Regions from separate parts of the Homo sapiens genome. Here region 2 is linked to region 1. The links are chromatin loops, found by intact Hi-C in ENCODE. Cell type or tissue: IMR-90. All regions are shown on one strand. Each heading gives the region's core, and the rest is flanking DNA. Links, peaks and the distances in the headings are about the cores only.

The links. A loop is a pair of places that touch in the nucleus more often than their neighbours do. Peaks named below come from ENCODE experiments on the same cell type or tissue, not always from the same donor. Only the 100,000 strongest peaks of a DNase experiment are listed, where the experiment ranks them.
Region 2: it touches region 1 in a loop (2.4-fold over the local background); 2 of 110 quality-filtered maps call a loop at or near these places.

What each region holds. Positions count from the first base shown.
Region 1 is chr5:123,115,896-123,124,675 of GRCh38, forward strand. All of the region lies in intron 3 of PRDM6 (PR/SET domain 6), which reads left to right. Among named protein-coding and RNA genes, the nearest start is that of PRDM6-AS1, 30 kb to the left of the region's middle. In IMR-90, for the core only: CTCF peaks have their summits at 3,580 (motif pointing left) and 4,503; DNase peaks (open chromatin) are centred at 3,616 and 3,906; H3K4me3 peaks cover 521 bases; H3K27ac peaks cover 909 bases.
Region 2 is chr5:123,281,951-123,290,730 of GRCh38, forward strand. No RefSeq gene overlaps it. Among named protein-coding and RNA genes, the nearest start is that of CEP120, 140 kb to the right of the region's middle. In IMR-90, for the core only: no CTCF peak of the experiment used is centred there; a DNase peak (open chromatin) is centred at 4,011; H3K4me3 peaks cover 259 bases; H3K27me3 peaks cover 517 bases.

The DNA of each region.
Region 1 (8,780 bases), core at 521-8,520:
ATCCTGAGCATATTGGATCATGCTTGCCAAAATACCTGCAGGAAAAGACACAGAGGAACTCCCTCTATACTAACAACAATAATAGTAGGAATAACAGTGATCATTTTTGTTGATCACTTTTTAATTTACAAGAGATTTCATCACAACTGGCTGACTGTTTTGTTGCTGTGCCCTCTCAAATGCAGGGAGTGCTCCGTGCTGCCTGGTGTGAGTGAGATAGGGAAGCTGTGGATCCCGGAGGCTGCTTGCTCAGTTCCTCTGAAGGTCGGGTGGAGCTGGCTCTTTTGACCCACATGCTCCAGGGGAGCTTTCCATCTGTCCAAATGTTAGCCTGGAACTAAACGCCTCCACACAGTGATGAAATCCCTAACAAATGTAGTGACAACACTGAACATAAGGCCTTAATTTTTTTCAAATTGCTTGCATTTACAGTTAATTCAGTTTGAATTATAAGTCACCTCCATGTGAATGACTCATGCACTCATTATTAGGAGCTTTGCATTCTAAAATGTACAAAACAGAGAGGAGCTGGTTTGCAAACTCGGCATCACCAAGGTAATATTAAACTAGTTTCAAACTAAGAAAGTGGTTTCCTGTCATTGCACATCTTGTATTCCAGATCCAGAGTTATCAAAGAAAACCGTCATATCTTTTAAGAACACCTTTGGATCACTGTATACAGTAGTTATTGGAGGGGATATGTATGGAAATCAAACTCAATTATGTAGCATAAGTGAAAAAAAAAATTATTTTTCTGTTACAAGACAATTTGCTTTAGGCCAGTTGAAAACCTTTTCCAAGTCCAGACCTGTTGGGACCTAGAGGGACGGTCAGGCTAGGCTTTGTAAGTTGTGATGGAAGTGAAAAAATGACTTCAAAAGCAAATAATTTTAACACTGTATAATAGACTGGGGAGAAATAGTAAGGAAATGCCCAGAAAACAACCATATAAATAGATAATTGCTGAAATATTTGGATAATTTCAAGAAAAAGTGCAGGCTAAATTTTTGGACAGTGAAATCAGCTTTCCATAATAACTCTGTCTCCCAGCCAGTAATTTCCTTGTTCTCCCTAATTTACTTCACTTCTCTGTAGCTGGAAAATTCCTTTGTTTTGTACCCTAATAAGCTGGCTCTGCAGCCACTAAGTTCTATTGTGAGATTTTGTCTTGCCTCCTGCTTTTATGCACATAACTGGTCCCTGCCAGGGAGCTCTGGAGCCCCCAAATAGCTTTAAGCTTTCTAATGACTTTTCCCAGGGGTCCTCCAGGACTGCCCGGCAACCCAACAGTTCATTTAAATTTGGACCCAAGTCCAGAGTAACTCTAGGGTTATGTAATTTTAACAGTTTTAGAGCTCCTAGTAAGGGGGTAGGGGTGGGGCCTGGGGAAAAAGGCAATAAACATACCCATACCCAGGTTATCTCTACTAGGGAGCTTATGGCTAAAGTAGTCACAACTCGGATTGTCCTGCCCTAGAAGGCAGTGGGTCATTTGAGGTACCTTTGGTTTTTGGCATTTTTTTTTCCTCTGGCCAAGGCAGTGGCTTCTACTTCCGAAAACTCTGTTTAGTGGCCTGGCATGATGGAAATTTTCATAATCTTGACTGGATCACAGCAAGTTTGTGTCTGAAAAGTTTAAAAATGGGGACACATGAGAAAGGACTAGATAACCAGCAGGAAGGAAGATGGGTTTCTTTTTGGTGTCCCCATCACCTTTCCTGTTTGGTTAGAGTCACTGATGGATTTTCCTCAGATTCGTCCTGCTGGTGTAAGAACTCTAAAGCTAAAGTTCTGTTTAATCTTGCCAAAGTTGCCAGAGCAAAGAGCAGCCACGGAGTGTGTCACGTTGGGATGAATGTGAAGGCCTAAACAGCATTTGCTCATTTGCTTTGCATGTGCAGTGACTATCATACCAAGAGCTGGACCAGAAATTGTGGATTATGTAAAGTGCTAATGGGCGCAGTTCCGATTTTGGAGGAGCTTACAATGTGATAGGGGTGAGCCATTCATTCAATTATTCAACATATATTTGATAAGCTTCTCAATGTGCCAGGCACTTTAAAGGGTTGTCTGAAGATAGCATTGTCTTAGAAAGACACAGTCCATGACTAGATGGAGCTTACAGTCTGTGAGGGAGACATTGGATACCTGAGGAAGATGTTTAAGTGAACCTGGGCACCTGATTTTGAAAATCCAGAGGGATAACTGAGGAGATGAATGAAGAGCCAGTTGGGGAGGTGAGTCAACTCAAGCCTCCTCTGGATGTTAGTTTGCAATCAGGTTTTTCAGGATTAGTGTATGTGGAATAGTAATCATGAAGAGAGATGGAATTCAAGTTGGGATAAATGGCAAATGCAAAAGCCCAGAGGAGGAATGAGCAAGTTGTTTTGTTTAGAAGGTTGACTTGGAGTGTGGCTGTCTCTCAATAGGCTGATATTAAGAAATAAGGCTGATAAATTGGAGTCGCATCAGTGAACTTCTTGAAAACTAGGTAGAGAGTTGCGGTTTGAGATGCAAATAGGAAACTACAACATAATCTTTAGGAGGAAAACTTGAGGAGGGCAGCTTGCAAATGAAGAGAACATGGGTTTGACTCAACAAGTAAGGTAAAACTAGGTTTTGCAAGTTTCACCACCATCCAAGCTCTCCCCTTCATTTGGGCTGATAAAGATTACGATAAGTCTGGGGACATCCCTGAACCCTTGTGAATTTCAATGACCAAAGCACAGACTGTCTTACACATGAGCTGTCAGTCAGGGTGCACAGCACTTTTAGGGCACTTGAGTGTTGTAATGTCTTACATTTGGTAGCATTCTAAGTAGAAGGACAAGAAGTAGAGAGCAAACAAGTATGGGTAGAATGGTGCTGGAATGGGGAAGAGGAGTCTAAGGCAGCAATTTTCTGCCCTAGAATTTTTTTTCTTTTCTTTCCTTTTCTGATGGTGATTGTGGTAACATCACGCACAGGCACAGGTATATGACCTTCTGTTGGAACAAAAGAGGAGTGTCTTAGGTTTTGAGACAAATGAATGCATCTTGCTAGATTTGGGAGCTAAGTATCTTGGCTCTTATGCATCCTTCCACAAATGGCACTGAGTTGTGTTCAAAAATGGAGGAAACAAACAAAAAACAAAGAAGACCCCACCTGTGTAGGGGCTTGGAGTTCAAAGATAGGGGTGATGGTGTTCATATGATAGTAGCAGAAAAAGTTGAATAATGCACTGGAGTGACTGATGTGTAGTAGGTAGCATTAACTGTTACTATCTCCTACCCACAAATAAACAAACAAGAAAAAAACTAGCCTAAACCGACATCCAAACTAATAAGAAAACTAAGGAATGCAAATGTTTAAATGAGTAGAGATTAGAGTAGGGAAAAAACAAGATGAGAGATTTAAAAAAATGAAACAAGAACAAAATGAGTGATAAGGGTTAGGACTTGAGAAGAGGACGTGGGCAAAATGATGACAGTTTCTGAGAAGGTGAGGAAAGAAGTGAAGGGAGAGACAGGTCCTGAAAGCCGCTGGTGCTCAGGCGCCCACTGCAGGAAGGGCTTACAGTCCTGCCACCTTCAGGGCGGCTCTGTGGCTTCCTCAGCTGCAACATCTACACTCCTGCTACAGTGACCAGAAACTTCTGCCGGTGATGCCTGGCCCTGCCCCCTCTTGGAATTAGAGGAATGCATCTGTTTGTGGGCTGGAGATTAGAGCCCAGGGTCGGGGACTATGAGGAAAGCTGTCTTTTTGGGTGGCCTCACAAGACATGCTTCAGACCCTAAGCTGATACATCTAAACTTCCTTCTCTGATAATCTATAATTTTCTGTTTTTAGAACTACATTGTCAGCGGTGTCAGAGAGACCCTTCTCAGATGATTCAGCCATTTAAAACCAGCAGTAATATCTTTTGTTTGGAAATTAAGCAACAGAAAGGAATTCAAACAGTCAAGCTAAGTAGACGCATTTTTTAAATGAAAATACATGAGTGGTTATACTACCAAGTTAAGTCAAGTCAGTTTTATTCCAGAGCTTTAAACAAGGTTAAAAAATTATATTTTAATTTATTTGCATTTTTTAACTTAAAATTTTTTCATTCCATTAAAAAAAGTTTAAGGTTTTTCCCTCGTCCTCTCTCCTAGAATGCTTAATATACATTAGGTATCTTACAAAGAGTTATTGGTTGATTTTGAATATTTTTTATTCTGTTAAGGGTATTTATTTATCCTCAGTTAACTTCTTTCCAAAAAGATTTAAAGTGGGTCTTAGAAAGCCGAAGTTTAGAGATGGATAAATGTTTTGAGAAGATGAAAATGGAAAATTTTAAAGAGGAACAAATGTGCATAATTTAAAAATATTCTAGATGCTGTTTTGAAGCCGTCCTGTGTTATGTCCAAACAGTGTTGTTTTGATGCAGTTACCTGGTGTCATTCTCCTCTAGGAATTCTGCTGTTTGGTTGTTGAGTGGAAATGGTGTGATCATGATGTGATGTTTGTCCTATCCTCTGGAGGCAGCGTCACACAGTGGACAGGGTGAGAGGTGTGGAGTTGAGCAGTTCAGTGGGGTGGTGGGGGTAGCTGGGATTTTATTTTTTAATATAAAATTAAGGGCTTTTCCTTTATTAAACAAGTAAATGATGTTCATTACCAAAAATTCAAAAATTACAGGAAAAAATTTTAAATTCTCACAGCTCACCATCCGGAGGCAAACTCTAAAATTTTAAATGTATTTTTCCTTAGAAATTTTTACATATGCCTATGGGCATGTAGTATGCTGAATAGACTTTTAACTTTAAATTATTATCTAAACATGCCCTAGTGTAATTTGTATTCTTTGTTACCATTATATTTAAAATATTGTCCGTTAAATGGACAAGTCAGAATTTGCTTAACTGTTTCCTTACTGTTAAACCCTTAGCATCTAGGTTAATAGATTTTCATTATTTTAGTGAGCATATTTGGACATGTTAGTTAATCTTTTGGAGCCGTAGGTTTGGCTTCTGTATATTGGGAATTATCTCTCTTACAGAGTTATTGGCAGAAATGAATAAGGTAATAAATGATAAATAGTGGGTACTTATTAAATGTGGGACCTTTTTCCTTATGTTTGGGCTTAATATTGTTGTTTTAAAGATCTGTGAGTTGATGTTTATAAATGTTAACTCACTGATGTTTTTAAAATGAAAATTACAAAAATGTAAAATTTCTTACTTTGTGCAAAAGAGCAGGGTCCTGAAAAGTTGCTTTAGGTCCAGTTTTGCACACTTAAAACGGAGTATCTTTAAACCACTTGGCTCCCAAGCCACCAAGAAGCTTTTTTTACCTATGTTTTTATAGAAATTTCAAACATGCCCCAAAGTACAGAGAAATAAATAGTGAATAAGTTCTCTTGCACCGGCAACTTATTTTGAATATTTTTTTCTTTCTATTCTTGTTTTCTCTGTTTGCTCCAACTTTTCTTTTTTTGCTTCATTTTTTGTGTTGTTTTTTCTTTTTGTTTTGTTTTGCTTTTTTGAGACAGGGTCTCACTCCGTCACCCAGACAGGAGTGCAGTGGTGCAATCATAGCTCACTGCAGCCTCAAACTCCTGGGCTCAAGTGATCCTCCCACCTTGGCCTCCCCAAATGTTGGGATTACAGGTGTGAGCCACACACCAAGCCTGTTTTCTTGTTGGACTATGTAAATGTAAATCCCAGTCACCTTAACATTTCACCTATAAATATTTTAATATCTGTCTTTAAAAGACACAGATTAAAAAACCACCACATAACCACAATCCCATCCTCACACCTGATAATATTAACAATAACTTCTTAATGTTGTCTAAGTTCCATGTCTCTTCCTTCCCCCCCAAATATTTTTTATAGTTAGTTTGTTTCAATAACAATAAAAACAAAGTCTTCACATTGTTGAAAAATCTCTTGCATCTCTTTTAATATGTAACAGTTTAGTTGGGGAGTTTTTTAGTTTTTTTTTTTTTTTTAAGAATTCCTGAGGCTGGGTGCGGTGGCTCATGTCTATAATCCTAGCACTATGGGAGGCCAAGGCCGGCGGATCACGAGGTCAGGAGTTCGAGACCAGCCTGGCCAACACAGGGAGACCCCGTCTCTACTAAAAATAGGAAACATTAGCTGGGCGTGGTGGCGGGCGCCTGTAATCCCAGCTACTAGGGAGGCTGAGGCAGAAGAATCGTGTGAACCTGGGAGGCAGAGTTTGCAGTGAGCCGAGATCCCACCATTGCACTCCAGCCTGGGCGACAGTGCGAGACTCCATCTGACAAAAAAAAAAAAAAAAAAAAAAGAATTCCTGAGTCTCACCTGTAACCTGCTGAATCAGAATCATCAGGGGTGTAGTCTGATGGCAGACATTTTATAAATGTTCTAGTGGGGATTCTGATAGACAAACAGCCTTGAGAACCTCAGTACAAAGGAGTAAATTTAAGATACCTTTAAAATGAGTGTTTTAGTAAAGTAGTCAACCTTTTGAAATATAATTACCATCTAGTTCCCTAGTTTATTTATCTTGTGAATGTAAACATTTTATTTATTGGATTTCTCTGAAGCGGGACTAACTTCTTCTTTGGGTGATGACTGAGATGATTTATGGCTTCTTTCTCTGATTGCTTCTTTTGTTCCTGGTGATCATTTCTCGTTATAGGTGTTTTTCTGCTTTCTCTTGAGTACTCTCTACTTAAATCCCTCAATGTGTTTGCATCATATTTGTAGTTATCGATCTTTTCATTGCAATTTTTTTATTACATAGGATAATTGCTACAGAAAACTGGGAAGAGGTTAAGCAGTAAGAAGAAAATAAAAATTACCTATAATGTCTCTAGTTGGAGGTAATAACTTGGTATTTTCACTGTATTTAATTCTAGTTTTTTTCTTGTGGCAATAAACCTTTAAAAAAAAAGTTTAAAATCCGACTACAAGAATTTTGGTAATGTTTAAAACATAGTATATTGTAAAATGTTTTAAATTATGAAACATTCTTTACTACGAGTTTAATGATTGCCTAGTATCCCAGCATATGGATATGGCCTAATTTTGGATATTTGACTTGCTTAAATTTTTCCCCTGGAATGGAAATCCTTATTTGAATCCTTATAGATTCTTATAGATTCTTTTGGCATATCTATGACTATTTTATTGGTATAAATTTTTTATGTTTCTGGGTTAAAATACTTATATATTTTAAAAGCTTTTAATTTTGCCTAATTTACCCTCAGAAAGGTTATATCAGTTTACACTCCCCTGATAGGGTGAGAGTATTTGCTTCTCTGATTCCTTGTCTATATTCGCTACTTTTTCTATTATAAACCATTTGTATATCTTTTCCTCTTTCATATTAGTGGCTTTTAACAGATGACCTGATTATATGCTTTCCAGGCACATCACACCTAAGGATCCAGTATTTGGCCCTTTTGACTCTTGAGTGTTTGGAAAACACCTTTTGGAGGTCTGGGAAGCCACCTGTAGTCAGTTCAAAGCTTTTGGCTCTCATTCCAGAGATTAAGGATGTGTAGAACCATGTGGCTGGCTATTGAGATTTTTCATGTAGTCGGTTACTTTTACATACTGCATTGCCACAGAGATCATGAAATGCCCTGGTTCTGGAAGTGGCTGCATTTCATTGGTAGGCTTTAAAATAAATCCAAAACAAATAAACTTTCTCAATTGTCTTTGGGATCCTTGGAATCCACGTTTGCAAAAAAAATATTTTACAATTGGTTGTTTTATTTTCATTTCTATTGCCTTTCGTTCTCTTCCCACATTTATACTGATGCTTTAAATAGGCATGATTTCTCGTTCCTCCCATGCAAACTCTTAATGCCACTCTGATAACATTGGAAACTTTAGGCCCATTTGATACAAACCCTTAGATGTACTTCTGATTTCTTATCTGGCTTTTCTGGCTGCCTCAGTCCTGTCTCTTGTATCAGATGAGAGTTCTATGGGCTCTCGTTAGAGGGCAACTGAAAGAGAAATAACATGGAGAAGAAAAGGAGAAAGCTGAGGTATGGGTGGAGAAAGGGAGAGCTGGGGTATTTGAATATTCTGAAAAACTGGAGAATCCATGGTTTAGAGTAGGTGACATTCCTTAAACGATACTCATTAGAGTGACATGAGCAAGGGCAGGGAAGACAGGGTTCCTGCCAAACTTTGACCTGGTCCAGGTCAGGCCAACCTTAGAGACTGACTTGCCAGATTGAATGGCTGCTCCTTCTGTGTTGAAGGCAAGTTGGGTTGGGCATCCTTATTTTGTGCTGCCGTTGTCCTGCAGCACAGCAATCATACCATAATTCTCTGCATATATGACTGTTTATGTAGCACAACAGGAAGAGCCAATCTGGTGGTATTCTAAATATTTATTTCATTGTAGATGTCCAGCAGGATAATTCAGACGCCCTAAGTCCACTTTAGACACTCGCATTTGTAGAATGAATGTTGCCAAATTTCAGTTTACTTTTGTGCTGATCAGACACACTTCATATAGTGCTTTAAAAGACCTCGAAGTGTTTTTATGGAACAGACAGACACGGGAAGTTTGGTTCTAAAGGGCTAAGACAAAAATATTATTGCTCCATTGGTAAATGTATTTACCCAAATCTGTTATTTCAGACAATAGCCCAACTTAGCACTGGCATTAAATGGAATAAATCTGTTCTTTTACTGATACGGTGTCTAATTTAGAAACTTTGCTGTTTTTGGCAATCACACTGCCTTGATTTAGGTGGGACAGGGATCAGGGATTAAAATGGCTCTTCCCAAGAGGAAAGTAGACAAGTT
Region 2 (8,780 bases), core at 1-8,000, 170 kb after region 1:
CACATATATGCTATGACTTTTCTTGGGGAAATTAAAAGAAAATCCATAGCTATAAGTGCCAGCAGCCTAGCATTACAATAGCTTCACTTTTTCTGATTTAGAAGAGCTGTGTTTGATGGCAGTAAAACTGATGAAACATAGCACTTTTCCTTATGGTTATGTTGAAATTTTTATTAACACCCTTACAAACTGCAAAATTTTAAGTTTTTTTTTTTTGTAAGGTTGCATTATATATTCTTCATATCCGTTTTCTTCCCCAGGATCAGTTCATGTAACTACAAATAAACTGTCTTCTATTTCTATGGTTGATTCCTTAGAAATTTTTTGTATCTCTTTGAAGCTGTGAGGACAGAAAGCATTACTATACATCAGCATCTACATAATAAAATTAACTCCCCACTACCTACCACCTTCTCTATTTGGTTATTATAGAGTTGAAAGTTCATCAGGGTTCCCCCTCCCTTCTTCCCAATCAAACAAATCAATGAGAAAAAATAGAAAATCTACCGCCACATCAGCTGCCAGCACGATATTACAAACAGATTAATCCAGATTTTAGGATATTGCTGTGGGCCAGACTTTGCACTTGTCAGCCTTGTTGCACTTGTTGGCAGCACTGTCTCTTAGAGAAGTCAGGATTTATGTGATCCTGTGTACCCAGTTATGAAAGCCCATAGCGCATTGAGAAAGCACATAATGGCCAGCTGATTCCATGCTGTTCTCAATAAAAGAGAGAACAATGCATACTTTAAAAGACAGTGCAAACCTATGAAACAAGGATTGATGCTGGCTTTTACATATCTTGGTTTTGAGGCAATGTAGGAACAGAATTATATTTGCGCTTTGCCTGAAAAATAATTTGAGAATAATTTTGCTCACTCTTTCCAAAAAATCTAGTCTTTGGGTCACAGAGCAAGTAACTTTTTGTCAACCTCTACCCATCTCCACTTTCTAGTGAAACCACTGCCAAAGTTTCCCTCGTGCTATATTTAAAACACATGGAAGATCTCTCCAAAAACCCAACACTTACTCACTAGGTGCCAGGCACTATTAAAGCGCTCCATATATGTTTAATCTTTACAACAATTCTCTGAGGCTGGTGTTTTTATCATCATCCAATGTGAAAGATGAAGAGACTGAGAAAAAGAAAGGTCGTGCACAAGCTATTCAGCTGAGAAGTGGTAAAGTCAAGATTCAAACCGAGGCACCCTGAAGTCAGAGCCTGCTCAAGCTCTAAATCCCTGCACAACACGTCCTCTTACTTAATAAATACCTAACAAACAACCAAATCCCCACCCCACCTCTGACTCGTGCCGCTATTCTTCTTGTTTCTTTTTATTGGAAGCAAACTTAAGGATGATATCAACTTGGATTTTTTCGCTTCAACTCAGACAAAAAAGAAGTCGCCTCCTTCCACCCTCTTTAAAACTATGTTAATTTTGTGTATCCCAATCCCTTAACTAAGAATTATTTTAAAATTATCAAAGGTTTGTGTTAGTGTTGCATTACTCTCTTGGATGCTGTGGTTCTTTCTATTTAAGAGCTTATTATTTTCTCCATAAGCCAGTTTGGGAAGGAGGTAATATGTCTTTTTGGCTCTTGAATACTGCTTTCCTCTGAATCTCATTATGGCAAGTCACTTTCTGAAACTGGGCTGTAGCTCTAGACAAATGATTGTATGAAGTTTTAAATAAACATACAACATTTACGTTAGGCTGTTTCTTGAAATGATTTATTGTCATTTTCTTCTTTCAGTCCTGCTCTTTGGACATAAAAGACACAAGCTTTTGCAGTTTATACAAACCAAATCCTCTGTTTGCTCTGATTAAGCATTCATGAGTCTTTTATATAGTACAGGCTGTAGATTTGGGATTATTCCCTATGGGAGTGGTGGAATTAAATACATTAGCCAACAGAGATAAGGGAGGGTACCAGAGTTTAATTGCCATTAAAATAGATATGTTGAGTAACAAAAACAGAAGGCAGGAAACAGTCCGTATTCTCATTTTCCGCCATGGTAGATGGAAGTTCTATAATCCTGTGACTTGCAGCCTCTTGAAAACTCTCTAAAGGTGATGGCCTAGAAGATGTAGGGAATAAGTTAAAATTGTGCCTGGGGACAAGTCTATTCTTGAGTTCCTAAGAAGCCTTGTGCCTAGGAAGATTGTGAACAGTGGGAACCTCGGAGTTGCTCACCGTGAAGAGCTTTCTGCTCTATTGGAACTGGGCACAGGTGTTAATCAGTGGAATATCATTACATCACCCAAAGTTCCCTGACCTCTCAGAGGCTTTTCAGAAATGTGAAGAGAGTTACCACCTTACTCCGTGGCCCCAGTCAGTGACTGGACACAGAAGAAATTTCCATAGGTAATTCTGATAGACAGCTTTATTTTTATTTTTATTTTTTATTTTATTTATTTATTTTTTTACTATTTTATAATTGGCTGGCTTCTCAGAGTTTTCTTTGTTATTCTATTTGTGGCTATCGTAAATGGATTTTGTCATATTCCCGCAGAAGCTGACACTTGCAGTCAGCCATGAGGTTGGGAAACTCATGTCCAGTTAATTCACATGAAACAGGTAAAATAAAAGCATTTTTTTTAAAGTTCTGTGTGAGTTGCATGTATTTTCCCTTCAATTTAGAAATCTTCAACTTTTCTGGTTCTTAAGTTTAAATTTAGATTGGGTAAGGGGAAATAAAATGAAGTCTTGCACTTTTGAGCAATGAGAATCAAGAGAAAACGCCTCAGAAAATTGAAGTTTCTCAGAATGGGGGAGACCCTGAATTTAAAATATATTAGCTGACTCCATTTATTTGAAATTCTAGAAACAGCAAAACGTTATGTATAGTGACAGAAAGCAGATCAGTGATTTTCTGGGGCCGGGAGTGCAGGGGATGAGGACGATGGACAGAAAAGAAGCACAGAACTTCTGGCTGTTGGAAATGTTCTACATCTTAATCGTACTTAGTTGCACAAACCAAACTCATCAACCCGTACACTTAAAATGACTGCATTTTATTGTATGTAAATTGTACTTCAATAAAGTTGATTTTTAAAAATATACTGACATAAGTTACTGAGGTGCCATGGGAAACTTCTCTAAATCATCCTTTATTTTAACATAAAATAGTTGAGCTAATACTCCAGGAGTCATTAACAGTAGAATGGATTTTTTTTTCCATACAAAAATAATATATATCCATCAGCTTTAAGTGCTGCAGCCGACAGGCTGAGCTGTTGTTGGCAACTGCTATCTGAGAAGACGTTTCAGGCAGGCTCTGCCGGCGGAGACGCACGCTCTCCCGGAGCTGCACATAGTTGGCCTTGCTCTGTGTGCATTCTCGGTAATGGATCACAGGGCAACCAAATTAATTGCAAGATGTGCTTTAATCTCCCACATGAACATGGAAATAAGGATCTATTAACCTTGTGCCTGGCGCGTCTTTTTTTTTTTTGCTTCATTCCCCAAGTGGCAGTTCTGAACTGTTATCCATGTTTCCATTCCCCGAGGCCAGTTAGACCCGGAGCAGAAAGGTGCGCGTGGTCAGTTCCAGCTCCTAAAATGATGTGCAGTCTGCAAGCTGGAAAGGTCTCGGCGCGGGGTGTGGGCAGTTGTGTGGAGCTAGAACCTAGCCGCTGCAGCGGGATCCCAGGGCCTGAGGCGCAGGAACCCACTGCCCGGGGCCCCAGCGCTGTCAGCCCCTCCTGCCCTCCACCCACCCCTTCCCCTTCCCCTTCCCCTTCCCCTTCCCCTTCCCCTTCCCCTTCCCCCCTTACGACCCTCCCGCCCCTCCCCCCACTCCCTCTACCCCGACTCCCTCTCCCTCTTCCCCCACGCCAGGGACGCACCGCCCTTGGTAGATGCCGGGAGTTTGGGTTTTGTGATTCAACAGTTGATAGTGAGCATTCCCCCAAGAGGAAAAACAGCCAGAGACCAGCCATTTCTCTCTCTCTGTGGTCCTGCAGGCTCTTGGAGTGTTTACACTAAACTCCAGGCCCGGGAAGGGAATTTACAGCCTTATCACTGGAATTGAAAGCGATGTCGGCTGGGGGATGTGCGTCTCGAAGACTCTTTTTTCAAGGGAGGCTTTTGGCTTCGTGTAGGCGGGTGGTGATTTTATTCTGTCTCTCTCCCTCTGCCTGAAGTTCGTCTTTGAAGATTTTCTGTCGTGTTTATTGGGATAACGAGGATTTATTTTTTGCTTCTATTCCAATATTGTCAGGAAATGATATCTATAGAAAAGTATTCTCTTAAAAACCACAAATTAGATGTAATCAATGTAAAGATTGCTGCAGGTCAGTATTTCTCTTTTTAAAAACTTATCGATTATTAAGTTGATACAAAAGAATATTTAAAATATATGTGAGGTATAAATAATAATGATACAATGAATAGATAGCATAAGGAAATAATATAACCACTTCGTTTTAATATCCTTGAATTCCTTCTTGATCCCCATCTCCTTTCCCATCCTGAATTTTCCAGTAGCCATCACTTACTACCTTAATGTGTAATTTTATCATGCTTCTATCTGAAAAATTATATGACTTTAAATTTCTGCATGTTTTAGAACTTTATATACATATATATTAGATATATTCTTTGTGGCTTATTTTTTTCCAAGTGACGTTATGTTCTTAAGGGTCATTCATTTTGCTACATGTGTCTAAAGTTCATTCATGTTCACTCCTGCATCCATGTGTTCTATTGCTGATAGACATTTGGGTTACTTCCCATTATCTTCTATTCAGATAGTGCTGTTGTTAACTTATAAAGAATTCTCCAAATGTATACCCTAGAATTTCTCTAGGTCTTGCTGGAAGTGGAATTGCTGGGCCACGGGTACGGGCATCTTCACTGATAATGCCAAATTGTTTTCTTTACGGGATCTGCAGATTCACTCTCTCACTAGCAATATACATATAGAAATTGTGCATTCTCTCACCAATATTTAATATTGCCAGATTTTTTTTGCCTATTTAGTGGTAACAAAACAAATCATTATGGATTTTAGCTTGTATTTCTCCAGTTAACTAAAGAGGTTGCACAACTTTCTGTGTGTGTATTGGCTATCTGGGTTTCCTCTTCTATGAAGGGTCTGTTTTCCATTGCCTATTTCCGTTTGTTAGTTATGTATATTGCAAATACTATCTCTTGATTTGTGGCTTTTCCTTTCACTATCTTTATGGTGAAGTTTGATGAACTGCGGTTCTTAGTTTTAAGTCAGTTTAATTTACTAATCTTTGTCTATATGGTTTGTGGGTTTTGTGTGTCTTAAGAACTTCTCTAATTCTAGGTTATAAAGACAGTCTATATTGTCTTCTAAGAGTTTTATAAATTTACCTTGCACATTTAACCACTAGAATGGATGTCATATGTGGCATAAGGTATAGACCCAATTTTTGGTTTTTATCCTGTGGGTATCCAGTTATCCCAGCGTCATTTATTGAAAAGTCCCTGCAACTTAATAGCTACTGTCATAAACTAATTATCCATATGCTATAGGCTGAATGGTGTCTTCCAAAAATTCATGTGTTGAGGCCTTAAGTCCCAGTATGGTGGTGTTTCAAGATAGGACATTTAGGGGGCAATTAGAATTATATGAGGTTATAAGGATAGGGCTTTATAAGAAGAGGAAGAGAGAGATTGCTGTCTCTCTGCCATGTGAGGATACAATGAGAAGGCACTCATCTGCAAGCCAGGAAAAGGCCCTTACCAGAAACCAACTTAGTCACATCTTGATTTTGGATTTCCAGTTTCTAGAACTGTGAGAAGTAAATGTTATGTAAGCCCCCCAGTCTATAATATTTTGTTATGGCATCACAAGCAGACTAATATATTATGTACATATTTTTTCCTGCATTCTCTATTCTGTTCCTTTGATCAATTTGACCATCCCTAAACTGATAAGATATTGAATCAATTATTATTTATTATAAGTGGTGATATCTGTTAAACTAAATTCCCCTTGGTCCATATAAATATTAGAATCAGCTTGTCCATTTCACAGAAAAAAAAAAAAAACCTTTGGTATTTTTAATGAAATCATATTGAATCTAAATACCAATTTGGGGAACACTGTCCTTAAAAATATTGAAATTTCCAATCCATGAACATGGTATATGGTGTGATTAAGCCTTCTCTGTTGTATTTCAATAAAACCTTGTCATTTTATTCATAGAAGTTTTACACATATTTTTAAAAATTTATTCATAGAATCTTTATGTTTTTAATGATATATTAATGGGATCTATTTAAAATTTTCTTAACTATTCAGTGCTGGGAGTATAGAAATGTAATTGATTTTTATACATTGATTTTTATATCCAGCAACTTGTAAATCTTTTCTGTAGATTTTCTTCTACACAATGATTTTATTTGGGAATAAGATAGTTTTGTTATTATCCAATTCTTACACATTTTACTTATTATTTATTTTTGCTGTAACTGCATTGGAGAAGACCACTAATACAAGATTGAATAGAATTAATAATAGGCAATCTTCTCTCATTTCTGACTTTAAAAGGAAGGCTCTCAACAATACCATTAATTATGATGTTTCCTGTGGATATACGTTATCAGGTTCAGTAAGTATAGCTCTGTGCCTTCCTTGATAAGATATTTTATTATAAATGTACATTCAATTTTGTCAACAGTTTTTCATTATTGAGATAATCATATGTGTTTATTACTGTGGTAACTTTCTATAGCTGATTTTCTAATGTAGTCTAGGAAACACTTGATTGTGATATATAATTTTATTTTATATTGTTGGATTTTGTCTGCTTCTCTTAGTACTATTCTATCTCATATTCCAAGTGTTTATTTCTTTTTTTTTTTTTTTGAGACAGAGTCTTGCTCTGTCGCCCAGGCCGGAGTGCAGTGGCATGATCTCAGCTCACTGCAAGCTCCGCCTCCTGGGTTCACGCCATTCTCCTGCCTCAGCCTCCCAAGTAGCCGGGACTACAGGCACCCGCCACCACGCCCGGCTAATTTTTTGTATTTTTAGTAGAGACGGGGTTTCACCATGTTAGCCAGGATTGTCTCAATCTCCTGACCTCATGATCTGCCTGCCTCGGCCTCCCAAAGTACTGGGATTACAGGCGTGAGCCACCGCACCCGGCCCCAAGTCTTTGTTTCTTAGAAGCAAAATAATTTCAGTAGTGTTTGCCTAGTCCCAGTGATACTGAGCCTTAGAAGAGTTATTAAAATTATATTCCACTTTGTGACCTTGAAACATATACTTCCAAATAAAAACCTCTTTCATGAGCATCATGGAAGCACCATGTAAGGTTGGTATTTCAGTTCCCAAGTATATTCTGTATTCTTTGAATTTTAAACCTTGAATTCATTATTTGACCAACTTTTCAAGCAGCATGAGAAACATCTAAATTTCTTAGACTGCATGAAGGTGGTTGTATCTATGTATAAGTTACACTCAATTTATTTTTGTGCTTTCAACTAACTGTTCTTATTGGATTTCCATGCTTGCCTGGCTTTTCCTCACAATTGAATTATATGCTTTTTTAGGATAGGCACTGCAGTCTTTAGTCCTCATCTGTCCTTCTATAGTATTAATACACATGAACTAGACTGCCTCAGGCTTTCATGCTTCTGAACAATCACTTAAGAATTAAAACTTCTTTGTCTGTCTGTGTAGCCAGGCTTCCCATAAGGAAGAAAACAAAACTGAATTAAAGATGCGTCCTCTAGAAAACAATGTAAGTGGCAAGTAAGTAGCAGATAGCTCAGAGGAACTCCTGAGAGCACATGGCTTGGGAGATGCATTCAATCTGAACTTTCCTTCAATGTCTATCTTTCTACACCTCCCAGTTGATTTTTGAAAGGAATTAAACATTTCACTTTGTTAGTGATCCCTTTTTGTCTGGGATCCCTTTTATGGCAATAGGGCTGAGACCCTCCATTTTATTAGAAGTGTCAGTGGACATGAATGTTTGGAAATAGAAATGATTGAACAGGGCCATTATGTGGAAGAATTTTTGAAAAGTGAGGGCATGGCAAAAACAAACACTATTTTAAAACCTGGATCTACTGATCTTGGGAACCTAAAAATCATCATTTACCAAGTAATGCTTTGCAGCTTGCCATTGCTCATCTAAATACTGTGGTGAAACATACTACTGACTAGGAGCCCCTAATTGGCTTGGCTCATAATGAGACATACTGCTCCCAGTTTAAAACCCAGTGCCACACTTTGTAGTTTCCTACTACTGGGTGAAAGAAAGGGAAGGTGAAAACTCCGAGGCTTGAAAGTGTCCCTTCAGGGCTTCATGAGAAGTCCTTGAAATAAACTCATAGTGGATGGGGGAAAAGCAATCTGTTATGATTTAAAATATTCTAATCAATGACACCTTTACGACTGGAGACACATGTGGACACCCTAAACAATCTATGGCCTGTTGAATTTCATCAACCCTAAGTGATTATTAGAATATTTTGAGTTTGCTTAAAAATATTCCAGCAGAGGGGAAAAATATAGAGGTGGGGAATATGTGAAACTAGAATGGTAGAATGTGGATCTTTATTGAGGATGGGAGAGAAATAGATGAGTGTTCATTATACTATTCTCTCCACTTTGGTGGAGGCTTGAAATTTTCCATACTGAAAAAAAACTCAGCAATTAAAATGGAATGAAAGATGTCAACCTTGTGTTGTTAACACAGGTAAACTTTGGTTCCTACTCATGGTGGGTGCACTACTCAGATCCCCATTCAGGAATGAAGCACATTCTGCAGCTGCTGGGAGTGCTCCCTGCA